Regions from separate parts of the Homo sapiens genome. Here regions 1 and 3 are each linked to region 2. A link is a loop called in an ENCODE intact Hi-C map of the cell type or tissue named here. Cell type or tissue: endothelial cell of umbilical vein. All regions are shown on one strand.

What was found. A loop is a pair of places that touch in the nucleus more often than their neighbours do. Peaks named below come from ENCODE experiments on the same cell type or tissue, not always from the same donor. Only the 100,000 strongest peaks of a DNase experiment are listed, where the experiment ranks them.
Region 1: it touches region 2 in a loop (5-fold over the local background); 4 of 110 quality-filtered maps call a loop at or near these places.
Region 3: it touches region 2 in a loop (4-fold over the local background); 14 of 110 quality-filtered maps call a loop at or near these places.

The regions. Positions count from the first base shown.
Region 1 is chr6:3,822,084-3,830,083 of GRCh38, forward strand. No RefSeq gene overlaps it. Among named protein-coding and RNA genes, the nearest start is that of FAM50B, 23 kb to the right of the region's middle. In endothelial cell of umbilical vein, a CTCF peak has its summit at 3,564; DNase peaks (open chromatin) are centred at 1,778, 3,598 and 4,078; H3K27ac peaks cover 4,452 bases.
Region 2 is chr6:3,974,928-3,982,927 of GRCh38, forward strand. It overlaps the pseudogene GLRX3P2. Among named protein-coding and RNA genes, the nearest start is that of PRP4K, 42 kb to the right of the region's middle. RefSeq lists a silencer at 3,368-3,662. In endothelial cell of umbilical vein, a CTCF peak has its summit at 3,494 (motif pointing left); a DNase peak (open chromatin) is centred at 3,434.
Region 3 is chr6:3,882,558-3,890,557 of GRCh38, forward strand. No RefSeq gene overlaps it. Among named protein-coding and RNA genes, the nearest start is that of TGILR, 25 kb to the right of the region's middle. In endothelial cell of umbilical vein, CTCF peaks have their summits at 3,229 (motif pointing right) and 5,068 (motif pointing left); DNase peaks (open chromatin) are centred at 1,614 and 4,944; H3K27ac peaks cover 2,034 bases.

The sequences.
Region 1 (8,000 bases), 150 kb before region 2:
TGTGGCAGGAAAACAGGTGAAGGTGGACAAAGAGACAGACAATTCCAACGGGACCATCCAGAGTCCAGGGGATGTGGCTTCTGTACCCCAGCACCCCACACAGAGTCTTCTCACAATACCGTCTCTTTCTTTTCTGCTCTCTTCCTTCCTTTCTTCCCCCAGACCTATACTCTTTAAATTACAAAGCACCAAATATTGCATACATCTAAAAGTGAAAAATGAACCTCCTCTTTCTACCCAAGTCCATGAACAGTGGTTCTTATGGTTTAGTATGCAGAAGAACCACCTGGGGAGCTTGTAAATAAGACAGGATTCCTGCCACCCATCCCCAGAGGGTCTGGATTAGGGTCTTCATTGTTAATAGCCCTTAGCCCCCAGCAGTGATTCTGATGTTAGTGACCTTTGAATTCTGCTTTAAGGTATGTTGCCCGGAGCTGGCTGGTGCTGGCTGCTAGGGGTAGGGTGTGTGTCTTGTCTTGTCTTGTCTTGTCTTTTTTTTTTTTTGAGATGGAATTTTGCTCTTGTTGCCCAGGCTAGAGTGCAATGGCGTGATCTCAGCTCACCGCAACCTCTGCCGCCCAGGTTCAAGCGATTCTCCTGCCTCAGCCTCCCAAGTAGCTGGGATTAGAGGCACCCGCTATCACGCCTGGCTAATTTTTGTATTTTTAGTAGAGAAGGGGTTTCAGCATGTTGGCCAGGCTGGTCTCGAACTCCCGACCTCAGGTGATCCTCCCGCCTCGGCCTCCCACAGTGCTGGGATTACAGGCATGGGAGCCACCGCGCCGAGCTGGGTGTGTGTCCTTTCATATTTAGCCATGCTGACCTGAAGCACATGTGACCTGGTGCTATGTGACCTGGAGCGCTCACACACGGGACTACATTACATGTGATACATAGTTCTCCCTGTCTGGCCATGGACCGTAAGCCAGAGCCCATCTGTTATAAAACCTGCATTTGACTAGACAAATTAAGAGTAGGATTACAGAATCCTTATACACTGCTTTCTGCAATACCAGCCCGGGTGCTCTTGCTATCCGACAAAACCTGCCCACACAGAGTCAAACAAAGCCACTCCTCATTGCCAGTGATATGCTAGAGTTCTGGCTGGTCTTTATCTGCAGCTGGCAATAGATTAGGCTTCCTGCTACCCTACAAATAGCCTTTAACCTATTCCCCTGTGGTAATTAATATTTTGTGGTGAGCCAGTAACTGCACAGGCATGTTCCATGCCTGACCGGTCTGAATACCAGGATTCATTCCCTAATAGAGCCAACTGCATGGCCCCAGGGACTGAGTTGCATTGTGGAAAGAGTAAAGGTTGTGACGCCAAGTAGGCCTGAGTCCAACTGGGTGCCCCTTACACCAGCTGAATGTATGTGGTCAAGTCAATTAACTGCACACAGAGCCTCAATTTTTCACCTGTTAAATGGATACAGCAATGCTTTGCTCACAGTAATGGTCACGAGGGTTAAATGAAATGACACAGAAAGAACTTTACCCACAGTAAGCTTTCAGCAAATTCATTCATTTGGCAAGTATTTATTGAGTGCCTGTCTATTGCAACCTGATGGTTTGCTAGCCAGACTCTACTTCCCTTGGCCGTAGCAGTGCTGGACTGGGCCCTGGAGTGTGGTGTTAGCAGTGAGCAAACAAAAGAGACAGATATCCCTATTGATGGAGCTCACGGTCTGATGGGAGCCATCATTACTATCATTATTGTTCTGTGGTGATCTGTTGCTCTAAGATTGTAAATTGACTCAATCTTTGTGAAGGAAGGAAGTGAGGCAGCTAAGCGGGATTAGGAGGCGGGACACTCAGGAGACTTGTCTTGCACCAGGAATATGGATGTGCTCGAACCTTACTGGAATCCATCACAACCGGGATGTTGATGAATTCAGGTTTCCACATACAACTCATTAGATAAATGGCTAAATATAAGCCTGTCCTATACCAACCATAGTAGTCAAGCCTTGAAGAGGAAGCAAGACAGATCCCCTTGCCTGTGCTCACCTTTCTTAGTTGGGGAAATATTGAAGGGGGCGGCCCCTGGGTTCCCGACACCAAACTTGAAACCAGCCTGCTGAAGCTGACCCCATGGTCAACGAGATTCCGAAACCAAGTAATGCGCTGTAGAGGGATGTTTCCTGGGACTGCGCGGTTTTGTTTTATTGCATAAATTTCAAAGTATTTAACATGTAACCAAGAAATTGTTGTGTTCAGAAAATTGCAAAAGAAAACTCAAGAGAATAAGGCCTCCAGAAAAAAACAACAACAACAGCAACATGTTTTTAGGGTAATGAAGGCCAGGAAGAACAATTAATAATTATTAAATCAATGTTGAATTAGATTGTTATTTCAATTCTTGGTGTGAATGACTGAATCATAATCTAGTCACAAGTGATAGAAAAACTGTGAACTGAAAGCCAATTCCAAACTCAGCACGTTGAGATGTTCTGTTGTATTCAACGTGCTGATAAAGCCCTTGATGGAAAGGAAGATATATGGTATCTTGGTATGATATATGGTAAAAGATATATCTTTTACCAAGTTTTACTAAAAGAAAATTTATTTCTTCCCACTAAATAATGTGGACTAATGTAAAAATACGTATATTGGCTTGAAGAGGGGCTACCTTTGTAGCTGCCCTGCAACCCTCATATCTGGGTCGAACCCTGCTGGGTTGAGGTTCTGGACAGTCTGCGTGGGATAAGGTCTCAACAGATGGGGTTGAGACTCCCACTCACTTGGTAATTCTGAAAATGTAATCTAGTGTGTGTGCACTTGTTTATTATTTAAAATCACATTTAATGGCCAGGCACAGTGGCTCAGCCTGTAATCCTAGCACTTTAGGAGGCTGAGGCGGGTGGATCACCTGAGGTTAGGAGTTTGAGGCCAGCCTGGCCAACATGGTAAAACCCCATCTCTACTAAAAATACAAAAATTAGCCAGGCATGGTAGTGCATGCCTGTAATCCTGTCTACTTGGGAGGCAGAGGCAGGAGAATCGCTTGAACCTGGGAGGTGGAGGTTTCAGTGAGTCCAGATGGTGCCACTTCACTCCAGCCTGGGCAACAAGAGCGAAACTCTGTCTCAAAAAAAAAAAAAACATTTATTCAGCACCGATTCTATGGTACAAATTAGATGCAAAAATGAGCTGGCCTTGCCCTGCACTCACAGGGCCTACAGACAAGGAGACAGGGAACTAGAAGTCAGTGTGGTTCTGCAGGACCCTCTGAAATCTAACCTAGCTGCATGACCCAGCAAAGTCTGCAGGAAAACTAAGAACAGAGGCAGCCCTGCTGATGCATTATTTAGCCAGATTGCCCTCCCCACAGCCGCCAGCCAAGCATGTGTTCTGCCAAGGAGAGACAATTAGGTGGCCGCACTGTGGTAGGGCAGAGAGCTCTTGCAGCTCTGCATGAAATGGGCACTGAGGTGAGTGAGTACTTCCCTCTCCTGTTTTAGACCAAGGATCAGTCAACTTTTTCTGTAAAGGATCAGACAGTAACTATTTTGATGTATGTGTGCTGTGAGGTGAGTGCTGCAACGCCCCCCACCGCTCTGTCGTGGTAGTATGAGAGCAGCCGCAGGCACAGGTCACGGAGGGGCGCGGCTGTGTTCAGTAGGGCAGCATTCATAGAAAGAAGCCAGCAGCGACCGACGGGCCCTCGGGCTGCAGGTTGCGGACCCCTACTTGAGAGCCAGGCCAGTCCAAATTCCCAGTTGCCCTTTATTCACGGGGAACTATGTAAACATCAAGAGACTATTTTCCAAAACTCGTTTTTAAAAAATCTCAAGCACATAAAAACACATTGTGCTTCTCGGTGTTTGTTTTTCAGAAGTGTTTTTCCACTGGCATTTTAACTGAAGGGATTTGTTTCTTCTTTCATTTCTCCTGTGCTTCTTGGCGACAGAGTCTACATACCGACATTTCACCCTTTCCTCACCCTCGAGAGTAAGACTTCCAAGATTAAGTTTATTGTACTCGGGAGTTGGCCAAGCAACCACATAACTCCTGTCTGCTCCGAATCCTCAAGGCAGTGCCAGCTGCATTTTTCCAGGCCCGGACAGCATGCCAGAGGGGCAACGTCACAGCCCAGGCAGCCAGGCCTCCGTTTCCTGTCTCTTTCCTCCTGAAAGACACATGAATCATATCAGCTTTATCATTTGACTCGGAGCTCATTTCCCTGTTCCACAAACGCCTGGAGTTAGAGGCAGTGAGAGCCAAGTACAATGAAAACATGAAGTCCTGAGTTGCTTTCTCCCCTTAAGAATGGAACACATGTTCTCCCATCTCAAAAGAAAGCACCTCAGCTGGCTTAATTTGGAGTCTTTTGGCCTGAGCACTTGGCTCCTGGGTCAGACACTGGTGATCTCATCTGAAAAGCTGGGCCCTGCCTGTGCCCAAGGCGGGCAAGGTCCCAGCCATGGTGGCAGCAGGGCCCTTGTGTGCGTCCACCCCTGGCACACGTGGACTGTGTGCTTAGGGGCAGGTTTCTCCTGCAAGTAACCCTAGCTGAGTGTGAATGTAGACAGCAATCTGTGATCACATCACAACCTTTCCCTGAGCGTCTTACCATCCTTGCTCTGGAGTGAAAGGGCTAATAGGAAAGGAAAAGTCTAACAAAGAATTTGGACACATGAATTTGAAACTAAAATATCAATGACTTGTAAATACGAGGAAGGGATCGGGTGGGTCAGAGACAGGAGCTATCCAGATACTGCTCTTACCTGCTCACAAACACATATTGCTAAATTTATTGAGCACTTACTATGTGATAGACCCAGCTTTAAAAAGGACTTTACTTGCACTAACTCATTTCATCTTCACAACAATGCTGCCAGGTAGATAGAGTTGTTGCAGTTTTACAGATGAGGACATTCAGGTCCCAGGAGGTATCTTGCCTGAGGTCGGACAGCTAGCTAAGGTCAGAACCCAGATTGATGGCAAGGATTCTGAACGACTGTGAGTGTTTGTGTGCTGTGTGATCTAAGAGAATAACACGATAATAAGCAGATTCATTATTAAAAAGCATGTATGTGTTTCAGAAACTCCCTGTGTATTTTAGTATAATCATGTTCGGCATGATAAGATTAGACATTTATGTTTATTAGAGCCACACTAATGAAAATATACAACTGGCCAGGCATGGTGGCTCACGCCTGTAATCCCAGCACTTAGGGAGTCCAAGGCGGGTGGATCATGAGGTCAGGATTTCAAGACCAGCCTGGCCAAGATGGTAACACCCCGTCTCTACTAAAACTACAAAAATTGAACGGGCACGGTGGCTCACACCTGTAATCCCAACACCTTGGGAAGCTGAGGCGGGTGGATTACCTGAGGTCAAGAGTTCGAGACCAGCCTGGCCAACATGGTAAAACCCCATCTCTACTAAAAATGCAAAAATTAGCTGGGCATGGTGGCGCACGCCTGTAATCCCAGCTACTGAGAGGAGCTGAGGCAGGAGAATTGCTTGCGCCCGTGAGGTGGAGGTTGCAGTGAACCGAGATCGCACCACTGCACTCCAATCTGGCCAACAGAGCAAGACTCTGTCTCAAAAAAAAACATCAGCCGGGCATGGTAGCAGGTGCCTGTAATCCCAGGTAATCGGGAGGCTGAGGCAGGAGAATTGCTTGAGCCCAGGCAGCAGAGGTTGCAGTGAGCTGAGATCAGCCACTGCACTCCAGCCTGGGCAACAGAGTGAGACTCCATCTCAAAAAAAGAGAAAAAAGAAAATATACAACTCAATATATACACTATCTAACTGTGCATTCATGCAAATATTACTATTTAACACTCCTGGTTCATCTGTGTCCCAGGTTGGGGTCTGCATCCCTGGCTGGTCCCAGAACAGACCTCTGCAACTATAGATGTTATCACTTCATACGCTGGTCTTCTTGGGCTGCGATGTTGCTTTGACCAAGTAATGCTAAGTGTTTTCTAAAAACGTTGGTTAGGCCAGCCTTACCCACATTTAACTGGCTTTTCTGCATCTTCTTTAAATAATATTTTGAAAAAGTTTGTGAAAATTGAATTCTGATTCTCCCAGCATTTGTCTAACTAAAGGGAGGAGGTGTTTATTGGCCTGGAGGGTTGCAGAGGTCAGACAGTAGCTTACCTTAAAGTACTATGGGTCCCCCCTCAATTGGCCAATTAGCTTAGTGAACTCTGAGTTTCATCTTCCCATTCCATCTGCTTCCCTGATAGCTGTTCCATATCCTCTCAGGGAAGTAATCTGTGTTTAATTTTGACTTTAAATGAGAAACTGAAATTCACAAGTGTATGTTTTATACCTATTTTGTATTATGGCAAAATACCCATAATGAAATTTATCATCTTAACTGTTTTTAAGTGTACACTTCAGTGGTATTAAGTTCATTTACATTGTTGTGCAACCATCACCCCCATCCGTCTCCAGAACTTTCTCATCTTCCCAAACTGAAACTCTGTCCCAATTAAATAATAACTCCCATCCCCCACTCCTCTAACCCTTGGTAACTACCCTTTTACTCTCTGTCTCTGTCAATTTGGTTACTCTAGGCACCTCATGTAAGTAGAATCATACAAAATTTGTCCTTTTGTGACTCGCTTATTTCACTGAGCATAATGTCCTCAAGGTTCATCCATGTTGTCGCACGTGTCAGAGTGTCCTTTCTTTTTAAGACTGAATAATATTCCATTGTGCAGCTGAACCTCATTTTGCTTATCTATTCATCTGTGGATGGACGCTTGCATTGCTTCCACCTTTTGGCTGTTGTGAATATGCTGCCGTGAACATGGGTGGGTAAATACCTGGTTGAGTCCTTGCGTTCAGTTATTTTGGATATATACCCAGAAGTGGAATTGCTGAAACTGTATGGTAATTCTATTTCTAATTTTTTGAGGAACCACCATACTATGGTGTTTATTTTTTTAAGGGCTACATAGAATGGACAAAACTACGGTTGAGTCTAAAAGAAAGATAAAAATAAACCCAGGTTTCATGACAAATTTGAAGTAATTCACCAATGGGACTGCAGTTTTGCCTTTTCTTTCTCATTTATCCACTTATTTGAGAAGTTTTTGTGCAAGCTTCCTTTAAGGATCCGAAGTAGGGTCTACTATTATTAGCAGATAATGGGTATTATATTAAAGATTAAATAGTAAAGGAAGAAAGCTGTATGAGATGTGCTGTTTGGAGAAGATTCTGAACAGATAAGTTTATTGCTTGACTCTCCATCTCCCTGGCATATTCACCAAAACTGCACTATAGTCTTTCATATCTGCAGCCATTTATTCACTTGACAAATATGAAGCTTCCGCCATGGGCTCAGCGACCGTGCAGCATAACACTTAGTCTTCACTGTCTTGTTCTGTAGACATCTGGGTTCGTGTCTTATTGCTCCAACCCACACAGTGCATGCTTGAACCACCCCAGGAATCAGACAGTGAGAAAGATGAGTGTGAGGGCTTCTGTGGGCTGGTGAGGCCGGAAGACCTGCAGAGCTCAGAGCTTATCTAAGGGGCAACCACTCATCCCTTCTGGCTACTTATTGCCCTGTGGGAATGCAGGTCCAGTTTTCCAGATCTTCCTAATTTCCAGGAAAAACAAGATATCCAGTTTCTAATGTAAGATCTTCCAGTTTTAAATTTTAGCCACTTATTCAGAAAAAAAAAAAAAATTAAACACGGCACAGGCCAAATAAAAGCACATTTGCAGGTCCCTGCAGCCGGACAGCCATGAGCTTTGACCTCTGCACTCATTGAATCTCTCTCCTGGAACCCTCAGGACATATCTGATGAGCATCTTGTTTTCCCCACCGTGTCTATCAAGAGGGAAAGAATGAACCAGGAAATGTAGGTAGAGGTGGATCTCCAGGAAGCTAATGAAGCCATAGCTCCTTGGCTCCTTCCTTCCCTGGGGCCTTGTGTTTTGTCCTGTTTTCCTTGATTAGGATTGCTGTGCCATGCCATTCTGGCTTCGCCTTGTCTAGTGTGGCAAAACTACAAAGGGAAAGTTG
Region 2 (8,000 bases):
CATCTGGCTTAAGTTACTGTTGATACATTCAATGCCATGCTGACTTCTCATTCTCTGTATGCAATCTTTTATTCTCTCTGGAAGCTTTTAGAATCTTGTATCAGTCAGTGTACTACAAAATAAAAAGAAGTCATTTTATGTATTCTGTCATCTTCTTTCTTTTAAGAGACAGGATCTTACTACTTTGCCCAAGCTGGTCTTGAACTCCTGGACTCACATGATCCTCCTGCCTCAGCCTCCTAAGTAGCTAGGACTACAGGTGTTCAACACCATACTGTGCCTACATTCTGTGGATAAGGAAATTAATATAAAATTAGGATCTTTCATGACTATTGGAAGAGCTGAAGGAGTAAAGGTCACTGGATCTGTCACCAAAAATCAGAGAAATCTATGCTAAACATCTCAGTCTGAATCATTGAGGAGAGGTGGTTCTCAAAACCTTACCGAAATTCTCAGGAATCTCTGAGAAGCTTCCACCAACTATCCTCTCAAGAGTTTGCCAGGAAGCCACTGTGAAGCTCTTGCCTACCTGCACATTTAGCTGCCCCTGATTCACTTCCATCTTCCAAATCTCATACAAGTTTCTCTCACAAGCATACTCTAACCAAAAACCACATAGAAAAGGAAACCATTCTGGAAAATGTAGCTCTCAGCCTTAAAAATGAGTGAGAGTTGTGCTAACACCAGATAATCCAGCAGAGTCTACTCCTTCATCAGCTCGGCATCCACACACCCTATTTTTAATCTTTAACTTCCAAATAAAGATATTAGCAACATTATGCTTTTACATTATATGATTCAATGATTCTTCATACAACCAAACCTAAAAGAAGAAACCCAGAGTTCCACTTTATCCATCTGTGAATAAATGTTTATCTTCTGATTCACAATCTTATCTTGCTATCCTATAACTTAAAACTGGACCATACGAGTAACCATGATTCATATACTGATACTATTAGAGGGTATTGGAATGGGAGAGAAAAAAAAGAAAAATATCAGTTTATGTATACAAATGTCCATATCTAAGCAATAAAGAAAATATCTCTAATGACTAGAGTACTTGTTTCTGGAACTGGTCACATGGCTGTAATTGGTATGTGTAATTCCCTTCTCCCACCACTCATTTCCTATCACACTGGTCCCCAGCAAGCACCTCAGCCAGTTTTTTTTGTTTTTTTTTTGTTTGTTTTTTGTTTTTTGAGACAGAGCCTTGCTCTGTCACCCAGGCTGGAGTGCAGTGGCGTGATCTCGGCTCACTGCAACCTCTGCCTCCTGGGTTCAAGTGATTCTCCTTCCTCAGCTTCTGGAGTAGCTGGGATTACAGGTGCCCACCACCATGCCTGGATAATTTTTTTTGTATTTTTAGTAGAGACGGGGTTTCATCATGTTGGCCAGGCTGGTTTGGAACCCCTGATCTCAAGTGATCCGCCCACCTTGGCCTCCCAAAGTGCTAGGATTACAGGTGTGAGCCACAGTGCCCAGCCCAGTCAGTTTTTTAATTTGTTTTTTGGTCTAGTATGATGACCTAAATCTTTATTCTTGAAGTTTCTGTGCGACATTGTTCTGCTTGTTCTGGTTGCTATAGTTTTCTCTAACTTTTACTACAGAGCATGGGAGTGCCAGATTACCAGGAGGATCTCCTGGAGCCCAGGTACTCCTTGCCTCCATTGTGCAGTAGCCAACCAATTTACCCTTGATAATCAAGATCAGTTGTCCCATCTAGCAAAGAAAACATTTGTCTGACAAAGTGACCAGATGAGAGTCTCAGATTCCTGTTAAATGGACTCACTGTTGTGTTCCCTGGTGGAAGTATTCCTGCCCTGGAAACCCAGACCTCTAAACTAGCAGAGTTTAATGTTGTGGGGATAAAAAAGCCAAAACTTTGGTAGATCATTAGATGTACAGTAAAAGACACTACTCCCATTTGCATTCCTTGATTTTTAAAACTTCGTATCTTTGCTGTGGGGGAAACTACATCATAAATGAGTCACTGATTCGGAGTATGTTCTGCATCTCATCGGGTACTAAATCAGCTCCACAAAGTTATTTTATCAACTGGCACCATAACTGAATCTTCAAAAGCCCATTCTGCCACTCTATCAAGCCAAGCTTCAGGATGATGGCAAACATGGTAAGACCAGTGAATTCCAAATAAAGGCATTCACAACATCATGCTTTCGTGAGCACATTGCTGCACTTCATTTGCTGTGAAATCAGTTCCTTGTCAGAAGCAAAGCTAGGAAGAGTGCCACTATCATACATTAGGTATTCTGTAAGTAAGTCCAGAGATGACCATTTTGGAGGAACCACTGTGGACAGGGAGGGCAATCCATCCATCTCCAGTGAGAACAAAGCAGTGCTTCTGGCAAGATGGAAATGGTCCACGTTACTTAAACTGTTGATTCCCCCAAATAACAGTGCCACATCATGGGCTCAATGTTTGTCTCTGCTGTTGGCAGGCTGGGCACCCTGCAGGAGCCATTTGCAAATCAGACTTTCACCGAGCCTAAGCTCAGCTCCATCCCTGCCACCTTGGGAACAGAATTCTGGGAAGTATAGTTCCCAACCTCAGAAGAACGGTGGTGTCATCAGGTTGACAAGAGGCAATCCAGCACAGATGTTCTCCTTGCCTCTCAGTGTTCTGAAAGGTCATTCCGATGTGCTGGGCCTTTCTGCATCACTGCAATGGGCACTCAGGAAGCCCTTTCTGTACAAAAGCACATGTTCTCAAGTTCGTGTAGATTTTTATTATTTTAGTTTCTTCTCCTTTGTTTACTCTGTTCTCTCTGGAATTCCTAATATCATGCACCTCTGAGTTGATTCTCTAATTTTCTTATCTTTTCCCTTCCCTTCTCTCCTTCTGTCCTCCACACTGCCTTTTTTGTTCTTTCTGGGATATGTTATTGACTTTATCTTCCAAAGTATCTGCTTATTTATTTGAAGATTTTTAAAGCTTTTTATTTTTAAATAATTATAGATTCACAGGAAATATTATTTCAAAATTCAAAAAAAGGTACTGGGATGTCTCATGCACCGCCCCCCCAGACTCCCTCACTGTTAACATCCTGAACGACTATAGCATAATATCGAAAATGAAAAATTGAAATTGGTGGTGGCGGCAGCACGGTGGCAGGGGCAGCAAGGCGGCTGCAGCAGCTGTAGAAGAGGTCAGCTCAGCCGGCCAGTTTGAGGAGCTGCTGCGCCTCAAAGCCAAGTCCCTCCTTGTGGTCCACAATGTGCACAGATGAACGAAGTTATGGCAGAGTTAGCTAAAGAACACCCTCAAGTTTCATTTGTGAAGTTGGAAGCTGAAGGTGTTCCTGAAGTATCTGAAAAATATGAAATTGGCTCTGTTCCCACTTTTCTGTTTTTCAATAATTCTCAGAAAATTGACCGATTAGATGGTGCACACATCCCAGAGTTGACCAAAAAAGCTCAGCGACATCTAGTGGCTCCTTCCCACCCAGCACTGATGAACATCTTAAAGACCAAAAAAGCTCAGCGACATGCATCTAGTGGCTCCTTCCCACCCAGCACTGACGAACATCTTAAAGAAGATCTCAACCTTCGCTTACAGAAACTGACTCATGCTGCCCCCTGCATGCTGTTTATGAAAGGAACTCCTCAAGAACCACTCTGTGGTTTCAGCAAGCAGATGGTGGAAATTGTTCACAAACATAATATTTAGTTTAGCAGTTTTGATGTCTTTAGATCAAGAGGTTCGACAGGGGCTCAAAGCCTATTCCAATTGGCCTACCTATCCTCAGCTCTACGTTTCTGGAGAGCTCATAGGAGGACTTGATATAATTAAGGAGATACACGCATCTGAAGAACTAGATATAATTTGTCCCAAAGCTCCCAAATTAGAGGAAAGGCTCAAAGTGCTGACAAATGAAGCTTCTATGATGCTCTTTATGAAAGGAAACAAACAGGAAGCAAAATGTGGATTCAGCAAACAAATTCTGGAAATACTAAATAGTACTGGTGGTGAATATGAAACATTCGATATATTGGAGGATGAAGGAGATCGGCAAGGATTAAAAGCTTACTCAAATTGGCCAACATACCCTCAGCTGTATGTGAAAGGGGAGCTGGTGGGAGGATTGGATATTGTGAAAGAGCTGAAAGAAAATGGTGAATTGCTGCCTATACTGAGAGGAGAAAATTAATAAATCTTAAACTTGGTGCCCAACTATTGCAAGAAATACTTAATTACATTGGGAGCAGTTCATGATTTAGTCCTCAGAAATGGGCTAGGAATAGAAAAATCCTGCTTACTCAGTTACATGTTTTTTGTATTTCACAATGTCGTGCTAAATAAAAGTATGTTACATGTTTTCCCACTAAAAATAGAATGCAATAAACATCTTCAAATTATTAACAATAACTGTATAAAAAAGTGTATCTTTACAGCAATATTAAACATACAGCTACTAGAAAAAAACTGAAATTGGTACAATCTACAGAGCTCATTCAGATTTCACAAGTTACACATGCCCGTGTGTGTTTGGCATAACTTTTTGCAATTTTATCACTTGTGTTGTCTTGGATAGCCACCATCACAATCAAGATACACAACAGTACCATAGCCGTAAGAGTCCCGCATGTTACCACTTTATGAACATACCTATTCCCTCTTCCCCCATTCCTAATCCCTCACAACCAGTAATCTGTTCTCCATTTCAAAAATGATGTTTCATCAATGTTGCATAGATGAAATCACGCAACATGCTTAAGATTGGCTTTTTTTCACTCAGCATAATTTCTTCTAAGCTATGTGTGTGTTGTTTTTCTGTTTTTACTGTTAGTAGTATTTCCACAGTATAAATGTACTACAATTTGTTTAATCATTCACTCATTACAGAACATTTGGGTTGTTTCCAGTTTGGAACTATTATAAATAAAACTGCTATGAACATTTGCATATCTATTTATTTATCTTAGTCTCTACTCTATTATTTATTTCTAAAAGTTCTTTCTTGTTCTCTCATTGTTTCTTTTCTATAGCACCTTCTTCTTGTTTTATAGGTTTAATATCTTTCCTTATCTTTGCAGATTTTAATTTTAAAACAAATGTTTTCTTTTTTTTTTTTTTTTTTGGAGACAGGATCTCGCTCTGCTGCCTAGGCTGGAGTGCAGTGGCTTGATTGCGGCTCACTGCAACTCCGCCTCCTGGGTTCAAGTGATCCTCCTACCTCAGCCTCCCTATCAGCTGGGACTACAGATGCATGCCACCACACCTAGCTAATTTTTGTATTTTTTAGTAGAGATGGGGTTTCACCAGGTTGGCCAGGCTGGTCTTGAACTCCTGACCTCAGGTGATCACCCATCTTGGCCTCCCAAAGTGCTGGGATTACAGGCGTGAGCCACCGCACCCGGCTTTTAAAACAAATGTTTTCTTCTATTCGTTGCATTGTCTCTGTTACCTATGAGTTCCTCTGCTTCTGATTAAGAGTCTGTTCTTCATGTGAACACTTTCCTCAAATATCTGATGAATCTTGCTTATGCATTTATATTTAAGAGTGAGGCACTATAGAGTTTATTCCTCACCAGTGAGGCTAGCTTCACTGGTGAGGAAATTGGGCAGTTTAGTAGTCAGGGTAAATTAGGCTATGTTGTGTTAACAAACAACCCCCAAATCTCAGTGGCTTAGCATAATAAGGGTTTATTTCTCACTAATGTCACAGTCCAACGTGGCCTCCACAGAGGTGGAAGAAAGAGCATGAATGATTGTTTAAAGCCTGAGACACCAGCTCATTCACTATGGAATCTCTCAGAGCAGAAAGCCCCAGTAGAAATTATTAATATGGATAAATCAAAAAATCACAGCAAACACATGTCATCATTGGAAGCTATGGAAATAACTATGAGAAGACATAACCCAAAAACATTTAAAGTATTTATGTCTGTGGAGCTGTGAATACTGGCAGGGAAGATTGGGGCCTTTCTGTACTGATAGATATTTCTTAAATCCTTGATTATATGTTAATTTTATTAAAGGAATACATAAATTTGAAATTAAAAACAAGGATAAGATGAGCATCCACCTGAGTTGCCCATGTCTGAGGAAATGCACTGTTGAAGATGTCATCCACTGTATCAGGAAATCAATATTTCCTATCCAAATCACCAAATGCTAAATCCCTCCTACCGAGTCCTGTATTAGTCTGTTCTCACACTGCTGTAAAAAACTGCCCAACACTGGGTAATTGGAAAGGAAAGAGGTTTATTTGGCTCACAGTTCTGCATGGAGGCCTCAGGAAACTTACAGTTATGGCACAAGGAGAAGCAAATATGTCCTTCTTCACATGGCATCAGGAGAGAAAAGTGCCAGCAGAAGAAATGCCAGACATGTACAAAACCAAAGATCTCATGAGACTCACTCACTATCATAAGAACAGCACGGGGGAACTGCCCCCACGATCTAATCACCTCCCATGAGGTCTCTCCCCCAACACGTGGGGATTCCAATTCCAATTCCAATTCAAGATGAGATTTGGGTGGGGTCACAGAGCCAGACCATATCAAGTCCTAAGGAAATTTGTTTTTGAAGAATGGGCATGTTGTTTTTTGTCACATGATGAAAACTTTGTTCCACAGTGTATTTTCTTTTTGCCTTGTTAACAAACTGACATGTTAAATGAGCATTCAGTCATGAGAAACAGCTTCTCTCAGGTGCCTGGTAACATTTCCTGCCTCAGCTTTTCTCTATGCTTTCACTCATGTGTTCCTTAGTTGTTTTACCTTATACGGTTAAATTGCACAGCCTGTTGCACTATTTGTCTTTAGGAATTGGCTATGTGTTCTGGATGTTAATCTTTTATCTGTTACATATGATGCAAATATTTTCTCCAAGTTTATTGTCTTTTAACTTTAAGGCACAAGAAAGTAGATGAAATAAACTGCCTAAGATCACAGAGCTACTCAGGGACAGAGCCAGGACTCGATCTTGTCAAATGCTCTTTGATTTATACTCCATTTTCCTACTGCAAAGTATTCACATATAAATTATCTTATTAAAAAACCCACAGGATTTGCATTCTATCATAAAGACACATGCACTTGTCTGTTTACTGCAGCACTATTCATAACAGCAAAGACCTGGAATCAACCTAATGCCCATCAACAGTAGACTGGATAAAGAAAATGTAGTATATATATACCATGGAATACTATGCAGCCATAAAAAAGAATGAGACAATGTCCTTTACAGGAACATGGATGGAACTGGAGGCCATTATCCTTAGAAAACTAACACAGCAACAGGAAACCAAATATTGTATGTTCTTACTTACAAGTGGGAGCTAAATGATGAGAACACATGGACTGAAAGAGGGGAACAACAGACATTGGAGCCTACTTGAGGGAGGAAAATGGGAGATGGGAGAGGCTCAGGGAAAAAAAAAAACTGTCGGGCATTATGCTTAGTACCTGGGTGACAAAATATCTGTACACCAAACCCCCGAGTCACGAGTTAACCTGTGTAACAAACCTGCACATGTACCCTGAACTTTTAAAATAAAAGTTAAAACATTAAACACACACGCACAGATTTGGAGTCAGACAATCTAGGTTTATTCCAGTTCCAACACTTACTGCTCTGTGATCTTGAGCAAGATGATTTACCTCTAATGAAACTTCATAGGCTCCTCTTCAAATGGGAATAATGATAATAGCAATTTTCTCTAGTTGTTATGAAAAAAAACACCAGGTATGAGAAATAACATATACATTATAAAGTGTTGAACAAATGGTTTTTTATTTTAAAAAAAAACTTTATTAAAGAGATAGTTTGGGGCATTTTTTCTTTACATTATTTTAAAATGACAATATCCTTCTATGTTAGAAATACAACAATTTTGGAAATCATTTCTAAATATCTTTAGCACCCCACTATTCTTAATGTCATGTTACATGAAATTTACATAATCTAGTTTAGAATCAGCATTACTGGGAAAAAGACAATGTTCCTATATAAATTCTACTACATATAATAT
Region 3 (8,000 bases), 92 kb before region 2:
GGTACATTTCCTTTAATTTAGGAAAGGAACTGAGTCCAGACTAAATGAGGAACCTCATGCCTCTCTGGTGTCTCAATTTCCCACCTAACTATTGGGATCTGCAAAGTCAACATTTTTAAAGAATCACATGCTCCTTGTATAGACGGAAGGAACACACCAGAAGAACCTGGACAGGTTTTAATCCTTTGAGAATTAAAGTCCCAAACTGCACCAAAAAAGATAATTCTGCAGTCTTTCTGGAAGCTTCTCTCCTCATAAATCTGTTGCCATTTAACAGGGTGATGAACATGACATTGATTCTAGGGTTTCCAATAGACACAGTGGGTCATAGGTACAATTTTGCTCCTTTCACTCCGGGAGTCTTAGGCACAGCTGTGTCCAAAAGGATTTGCTGCCCTTTATTTGGGTTTGCAAGGATGTTGTATTTCTCTGCATTGCAGATTTCCACAGCTTTGTGAGCAAGCCATAATTATTTCCAGACAAGATGCTGGCTCAGATGACTGCCTCATCCCTAATGTGGCTTCTCAGTTTCGCAAGAGGAAAACCCAGAACTTTCCTCCCTGTGCCTTCTGTGCCTCCTGGTAACGTGGCAAAGAGAAATCACAACTAGGAAAGAAGTCGTCATTTTAGGCGATGATAAAGCATTCCCAGAATAAAATAACTTGTTCAAATTCCAAACCCACATGTATAGAAACTATAATTTTTGTTTTGTTCTGTTGTTTTTTTGAGACAGAGTCTTGCTCTGTTGCCCAGGCTGGAGTGCAATGGTGTGATCTCGGCTCACTGCAACCTCCGCCTCCCGGCTTCAAGTGATTCTCCTGCCTCAGCCTCCCGAGTAGCTGGGATCACACACACATGCCACCACGCCTGGCTAATTTTTTATATCTTTAGCAGAGACAGGGTATCACCATGTTGGCCAGGCTGGTCTCAAACTCCTGACCTCATGATCCACCCGCCTCAGCTTCCCAAAGTGCTGGAATTACAGCTGTGAGGCACCACGCCCGGCCAAAACTATAATTTTCTGTGTGGATGGCAACTTTCTTCCACAAACAGAATAAGGGGTGATTGTGCCAATGGTTTCTGCTCTTGAAATATACCTGGGTCTGGAGGCAAGTCTGCAATGATAGAACATTCAGCAGCCCATCTGTGTGTGAAAAGCCTGCCATACGGCAAAGAACGAGCAAACTGGAGAACCACACCAACCCATTTCCATTCCCCAGCCCTCTGAAAACCCACAAAGAGAAGTTCAGTTGGGCAGCTAGAGCTTGCTGGGAACTAAGGAGTCCACTGAGTGACCATAAGCACTGAAGAGCTTGCATTTGCATTGGCTTTCCTTAAAGATTTGGTTTTAAGTAGCAAAACAAATACAAATTCAAGAGACATCTTGCTTAAAAAAAAAAAGGTGGAGGGGAAGGTGGTATTTATATTGCCACGTCAATTTTTTAATGCACTTTAAGATGAAAGAAATGTCCATTAAAACAGGGAATAATAACCAGTCCCTAAAGATCCATTTGCAGCTCTTTTCACTTCCTCCAGAGTGAAAGAAATTCCAGTTTCATGATGTCACTGCCTTAGCCAGATCTTTCTGAGGATGCAGCTGCTCAGATGCACACAGGTTCTGTTTGTGCAGTTTCCTCCTGTGTTTCCCAGAGGCGAATGAGGAGGACGGGCCATGGCAACATTCAACAAGCTGGCCTCACCCAGCACATACACACCTGCCATCTCTGCAGTTCTGACCTTGGCTAGCCTCACTCCACTGTCTAGCTTTAAGCCCCATCTTCATCTTTGAGCAGTGGCTGGAAGTTACAGCTGCAGCAAATGTGCAGAATATGAAAAGAATTTAGAATAGAATTAGACCAGAAACGATGTTGTTAAATCCAGCCATGTGCTACAGAGACCTGGCAAGGTTGCAGGCATGTCTAAGTGTACAGAAGCAGGTGACATATGACCGAATGTAGGGGCCAGGACTAGGAGCTGACCTTTGCAAGACAGTGACTTAGCAAGTACAAAATCAACAAAAATCATCCTGACCTCTCTACTTCTAACTCCTGCACCCAAGCTAACATCCCTGCTCATGATGCAACCTCGGCCAGCTGGTAAGGAGGCCCCAAAAATTCACTTGAAAATTCAACTCCAAATTTATTCGGAATCTTTTTTTTTTAGTGGGAAAATGACTTGTAATCCTGAAAAGAGACAGCATTAAGTGTAGAAATGATGAAGATGAATCAAATCTATTTCTGATATCTTGGGGTTAGGAGGTAATCTGTGGATATTTGGCCTTTTCCTTATTTGTTACATTTAAGAGGATTTTGTGTGCTGGAGTGTCAGTCAAACTTGTAATTCTAACTTAAACTGTGGAGCTAAAAAGTTGATGTAGACTATAATTTTATGTTGATATTTTAAGAGAATTTAAAATTTATTATATGTCTAGATTTTGTTATATTTACAGGAATTATTACTTAAGTACTTGGGAAGATTTTTCGTTGTTGTTAATCAGACAATTAAGGAAGTCAAATGATTACATTTACAAAGGCTGTTCAAAAAGCTTAATGCAATTAGTGTTTGTTGATGGGACCAAAGTTAATCAAAGGCTCCCTTTAAAAAGTATTAAATATTACTAGATTAATTTTAAAAAATAATATTTGCAGGTTGAACGGCATGTAGAAATGACATGAAGAACACTGCCAATGTGTTAATTAGACAACATTTACCAATTCTTATTATGAGAGTATTTCTTTCAAGGCACTTTACCAAATATCACATTTTCTTTCATTGAAAGGATCGTTTCAGCCTTGACTGATGTGCACGTGCTCACAACAGAGGCGAAGGGCCGTAGAGTGAAGGCCCAAGGCTGCCACTGGTTAGCCTGTGGACTCGAGTCTCAGTTTTCTCATCTGTAAAATGGCATAATAATAAATACATCATGCAGCCAACGGCAAGGACGGGATGAAATGTTGTGGGTAAAGAAAGCCCCCTGCCAACTACCTGGCCCATGGCAGGCACCCCACAGACAGTGCTTGTGATTGTCACCTCACTGTGAGACCTACAGTAATAGTCATGTAATACTCTTTTCCTCTGGGCCATTGTTTTCTTGGATTATATTGACAACTTATATTGTAAGGAAATCTCCCAGAGTGACCCTGTTAAGATGTCAGAAATATCATAGCACATGTCAGCTTGAAGCCCTTTGATGGCTTCGTCTTGGTCAGAAGAAGAGCCGAGGTCAGACTGTGGCCTCCAGGTCCCCCAGCAGGTGGCTCAGTGCTTTCCTGGGATACACTAGGCCCTTCCATGGCAGGTCTTTGTGACAGCTGTTCCCTCTGCCTGGAAGCTCTTCCTTAAGAATTCTGTGTGACTCACCTCTTCCACTTTCAGGCCTCTGTTTGAATGTCACCTGAGCCCCCTGTTTAAAACTGCACCCCACCCAACAGGCCAATCCCAGGAATAAGTGCATCCTTTGTGTCAAAAGGGGTGGTCTGAAAGCTTAAGAAATGGTAAAAGGATTCTCCTCATGGCTTATACTTTGTTGCTAGGCTGCAACTTTTTTTTCTTTTGAGACAGAGTTTTGCTCTTGTTGCCCAGGCTGGAGTGCCATGGCACGATCTGGGCTCACTGCAACCTCCGCCTCCCAGGTTCAAGAGATTCTCCTGCCTCAGCCTCCCGAGTAGCTGGGATTATAGGCACACGCCACCACGCCCAGCTAATTTTTGTATTTTTAGTAGCAACGGAGTTTCACGATCCTGGCCAGCCACCGCGCCTGGCCTGCAATTTGTTTTTAAGTCCTCTTATGAAGTTCAGAGACCAACGATCCTTCTCTTGTAAATTGACAGTTGTTTGCTGCTGTGTTCCTAATATCTAAAACAGCGCCTGGCACCCAGAAACAACCAAGGATTTGAAGGAAAGAGTGGGCCAAGACTCAGGCAACGTAGGTTTTTATCCCAATTCTGAGACATGCCTGCTTTGTGACTTTGTAGAAATCATGACCTTCTTGAGTCTTCATTTCCTTCTCTCCAAAACGGACCTAACAATCTGTCTCCTGGTGTCTTGAAGGGGCTGCAGGCAGGATAGAGATGTAAGTGCACATGTATTATAAGGCCCTGCAGAAACAGGACGGATTATTGTCATTAGCTGGTGACATTTGCAAGGACTGCCTACATGCATACTGTTTTAAATGCTTTTGAATTGGGAATTGTCTCCCCTGTGGCCTTTGTATGAAACGAGATTCTACATCAAGTGTGACAAACATCTCCAGCACCACTGAGTGTTCGGCCCTGTGGCACGACATGAGGAAGGGGGAAGGATGGCCCATTGCAAATTTTCTCAAGACTGGTGAAAATTGGGGTCAACTGGAATATTCTGGAGATCTATCAATGAGGCCAGATTAGCATCATTGGAATTTGCCTCATCCTATAAATTCCTGGGCAGCATCCTCTTGGAAGGATTGTATTGAAGGAAAGAGACTTGATAAAGTACATTACTTCTGATAATACAACAATCCCATGAGTAAGCGCACTCCTTGCGTCCAAAAGGTGGTGAAAAGACTTCCACAGGATTCTCCTCATGGTTTATACTGGGTACCTCAGTCTGCAATTTTTTTTTTTTAACTCCTCTCATGAAGTTCAGAGACCAAGGATCTTTCTCCTGCAGATTGACACTGTTAATCACAAACAAGCCCAGGGTTGTGTTCAGAGACAAAGTCAGTGTGACCGGTGACTGTTACAGCAATACAAAATAATGGCAGCAGTCCCACTAGCCGAGGCCAGCATCGAATAGGGCAAGTTACTCAAACACGTCACCCTAGCGACCACTCCAAACACCTGTGCTTAAACTAACTTAGGGAGCCCGGTTTTGCAGGATGTGCAACCACGTTGTGCCCCCTAGGGCTCACCAGACTTTAGTACCTAATGCAGCTACCCTCACCGTGGCCCAGGTTCCCAGGGAAATAAAACATGTAAGTTGCCAATACAGGAAACAGAAGTCATCCTCATTGCTCTGCAGGGATTTAAAAATTACAAACTTTTCATTAGCAGGAGCTAAGAACAAGAGATGAGTGCCATCTTGTGGAGAGACCCACAGACACGCATGGAGTTGTACCCCAAGTTCTCTCCCAGTGCAAGCATTCCCCAAACTCACCCCCTCTTAACCATCTCCTGAGTCAAATGCACTTGAGCACATAGTGCACAGTGCTCTTTCAACTTTTTCAAAATAGCAACAGTTTAACAGCTAATAACCTTAAGCTCCCTCACAGCAGCCTGAGGCCTACCGGAAGCTCTCTAAGGACGCTGCACCATGTTGTCCTCCCATCACCGGGCAGCCCATCTCCTCAGTTTGTTGGCCTCCCAGTTGGTAGAAGAGAGAGGGTAATGGTCCTTTTGCTCATGCAGCCTCTCCCCCTACTTCAATGCTCACCATTTGGTTTCATGAGAGAAACCTTCATTACATATTACACATCACATAGGTGCTGGGGATACCAAAATAACAATGACAGGCTGGCAAGGGGTCGGGTAAACAGACATGTAAGTGACAAGCGCTGTGATTGTGCAGAGCAACAGGGCAGAGAGCTGAAGAAGGAGGGAGAGAAGTCCTGGGGCTCTGTCTACAGAGCAGCCATCACTGAGGGTGCGCCACTGCCCCCCGTGTTCCCTGGGGCCCCAGCAGACTCCTTTGAGTGCTAGTTGGAGCAGGAGCTGTGGCCACGTTGACCAAGACCGTCCTCGAGAGGAACCTCTGCCCTCCTTGGCGAGGCTGGTCTGGGTGTGGACACTGCTTTTCCTCTTAGTTCTTCTGAGGCAAGGTTTTCCAGTAGAAATGTTTACTAGGTGACTAAAGGAAAAAACAAAAGCAAACAATGAAATACAGGGGCATATAAAGGCTAGCCTGCAAACAAAGGTGCCACACCCCAACATGACAGACACTAAACTCCAGCACAGGCCAGCCTGACGAGGGTGGCTTCTTAGTATGTGAATCTCTTTGCCATCTTCACCTCATACCTGTGTCCAGGGGCACGAGGCCAAGCTGCAGACAAGCCCAGTGAAGGCAGACTGGGCTTACGAGACTCATGGCCTACTGAGACCTGCAGTACATTCCAGAAGCTGCTTCCTAAATTCTGCTCTCGGGCGGGCTCGTGGCATCCACACCCCGGTTTCCACTGCAGTCTGCCCATCCTGGCCCTGAAAGTGGAAGGTCTTCCAGTTGTTGTTGGCTTTGTTGTCATTGTTTTTAAGGTCAATGGACATTTGAGTTGCGTCTGAATTTGGCAAAGATTTATTTTGGTTATGCTGGTATGAAATCTGTTTTCTAATTTATTGTATTTCTCAATCTCATCTCAAGGGGAGATATTGTGAAATATATATTTGTTCTTCATCCCGTTTCCTGGCATACAGCTCCTAAAATCCTGGGAATCTCCAAGTGTCTTTTTATAATTGACTTTTATGATGTCTTTTCATATGCTAATGATTGACTGATGGCTGGGCTCCCTAGACTGTTTAAGGAAAGTCTGTTCTCCAGAAAGACCAAGGCAGGATTAGAGGTTCAGGACTTCCAGCTCCAACCCTCAATGTCCAAGGAGTGGAGGGAGCTGGGGGTTAAGTTGATTACCAATGGCCAGTGGTTTTGTCAATCATGCCTACATAATGACGTGTCCATAAAAGGCCCAAAAGAACAGAATCTGGAGAGCTTCCAGGTAGGTGATCAGGTGGAGGTTTCCGGAGGGTAGCAAACCCCTTCCCCCATACCTTGCCCTACACATCTCTTCTTCTGTATCCTTTGTAATGTCCTTTAAGTAAACTGGTAAAGGTATTTCTCTGAGTTCTGCGGGCCACTCTAGCAAATTAATCAAACCCAGAGAGGGGATTGTGGGAACCCCAACTTGAAGCTAATAGGTCAGAAGTTCCGGAGGCGCAGAATTGTGACTAGTGATTGGGGTTAAGGATGGCAGCCTCAGACACTGAGCACTGTGAGATCTGACACGACCTCCAGGTAAACAGCATTGTAGTTGAATTAGAGGACACCCAGCTGGTGTCCCCTGAAGAACTGCTTGCTTGTTTGCAGCTGGGGAGAAATCTCCCGCATTTGTTCACAGAAGTCTTCATCTGTGTTGATTGTTGTGTTGTTGAGTGAGAAAATAGGAAAACGCACTTGCAGCTTTTGTGTTTTTTCCACACTAACACCCTGAAAAAAATGAAATCCTGTGCCTCCCAACCAACTGAACCAATCCCCTCTTGGCCAGGGGTATCCCAGGGAAATGAAAACTGAGTTCCCCACCGTGACCGTTGGGAGGTCGGACAGGCCCCTGCTAACCCCCCTTAGGCTTTCTTCCCTAAGGTTAAACAGAAACCAGCCCTTTGGAAAGACCACCCAGATATCAACCAACCACCTACCACTGCACCTCTTTTGAAGTTTGGACGAAACAATCCACCAGTATTCCTTCCTGATAAGAGACCACCAACCACAGAGTGGTTCCGGCTGGCCTACGGAGGATGCACAGAGAGGGTTTTTGTGTTCCCTCTTCATCTTTTGATGTCAGAGGGCGAATACTCAACCCCATCATGTTGACGCTGCCATTTTTTGAATGTAGAGAGGCATCGTGCTTGGTTGCGCATTCGCAGGTTACCTCTCTCATAAATATTTATGATCCTCCTGTAGCTTATTGAATATGTATATTTGGCCACCCGTTCAGCATAAATTCCTTATTCTTCCCACCCTTGAAGTGTCTGTTTCTGGATTCTGGCCGGAGGCTATGCTTCCTGCCTGTCAGAATGGCCACCTGGCAGGCTGCAACCCTTTATAAGAAATGAAGCTCTCCTTTCCAAATTTATGAACCTTGTTATTCTTCCGCTGACACTCCTCTTTATATGGACTTAATTGGGACCGATAAATTTAGTGTGGGGCAACTGGAAATATAATGAAGCAATGATGAATTCTAGAAGTTATCCTTGAGATTGTATTCACTTAGTAAAAATACAGGGCAGAATCGGAAGTAAAGCGGTACTCTCAATACA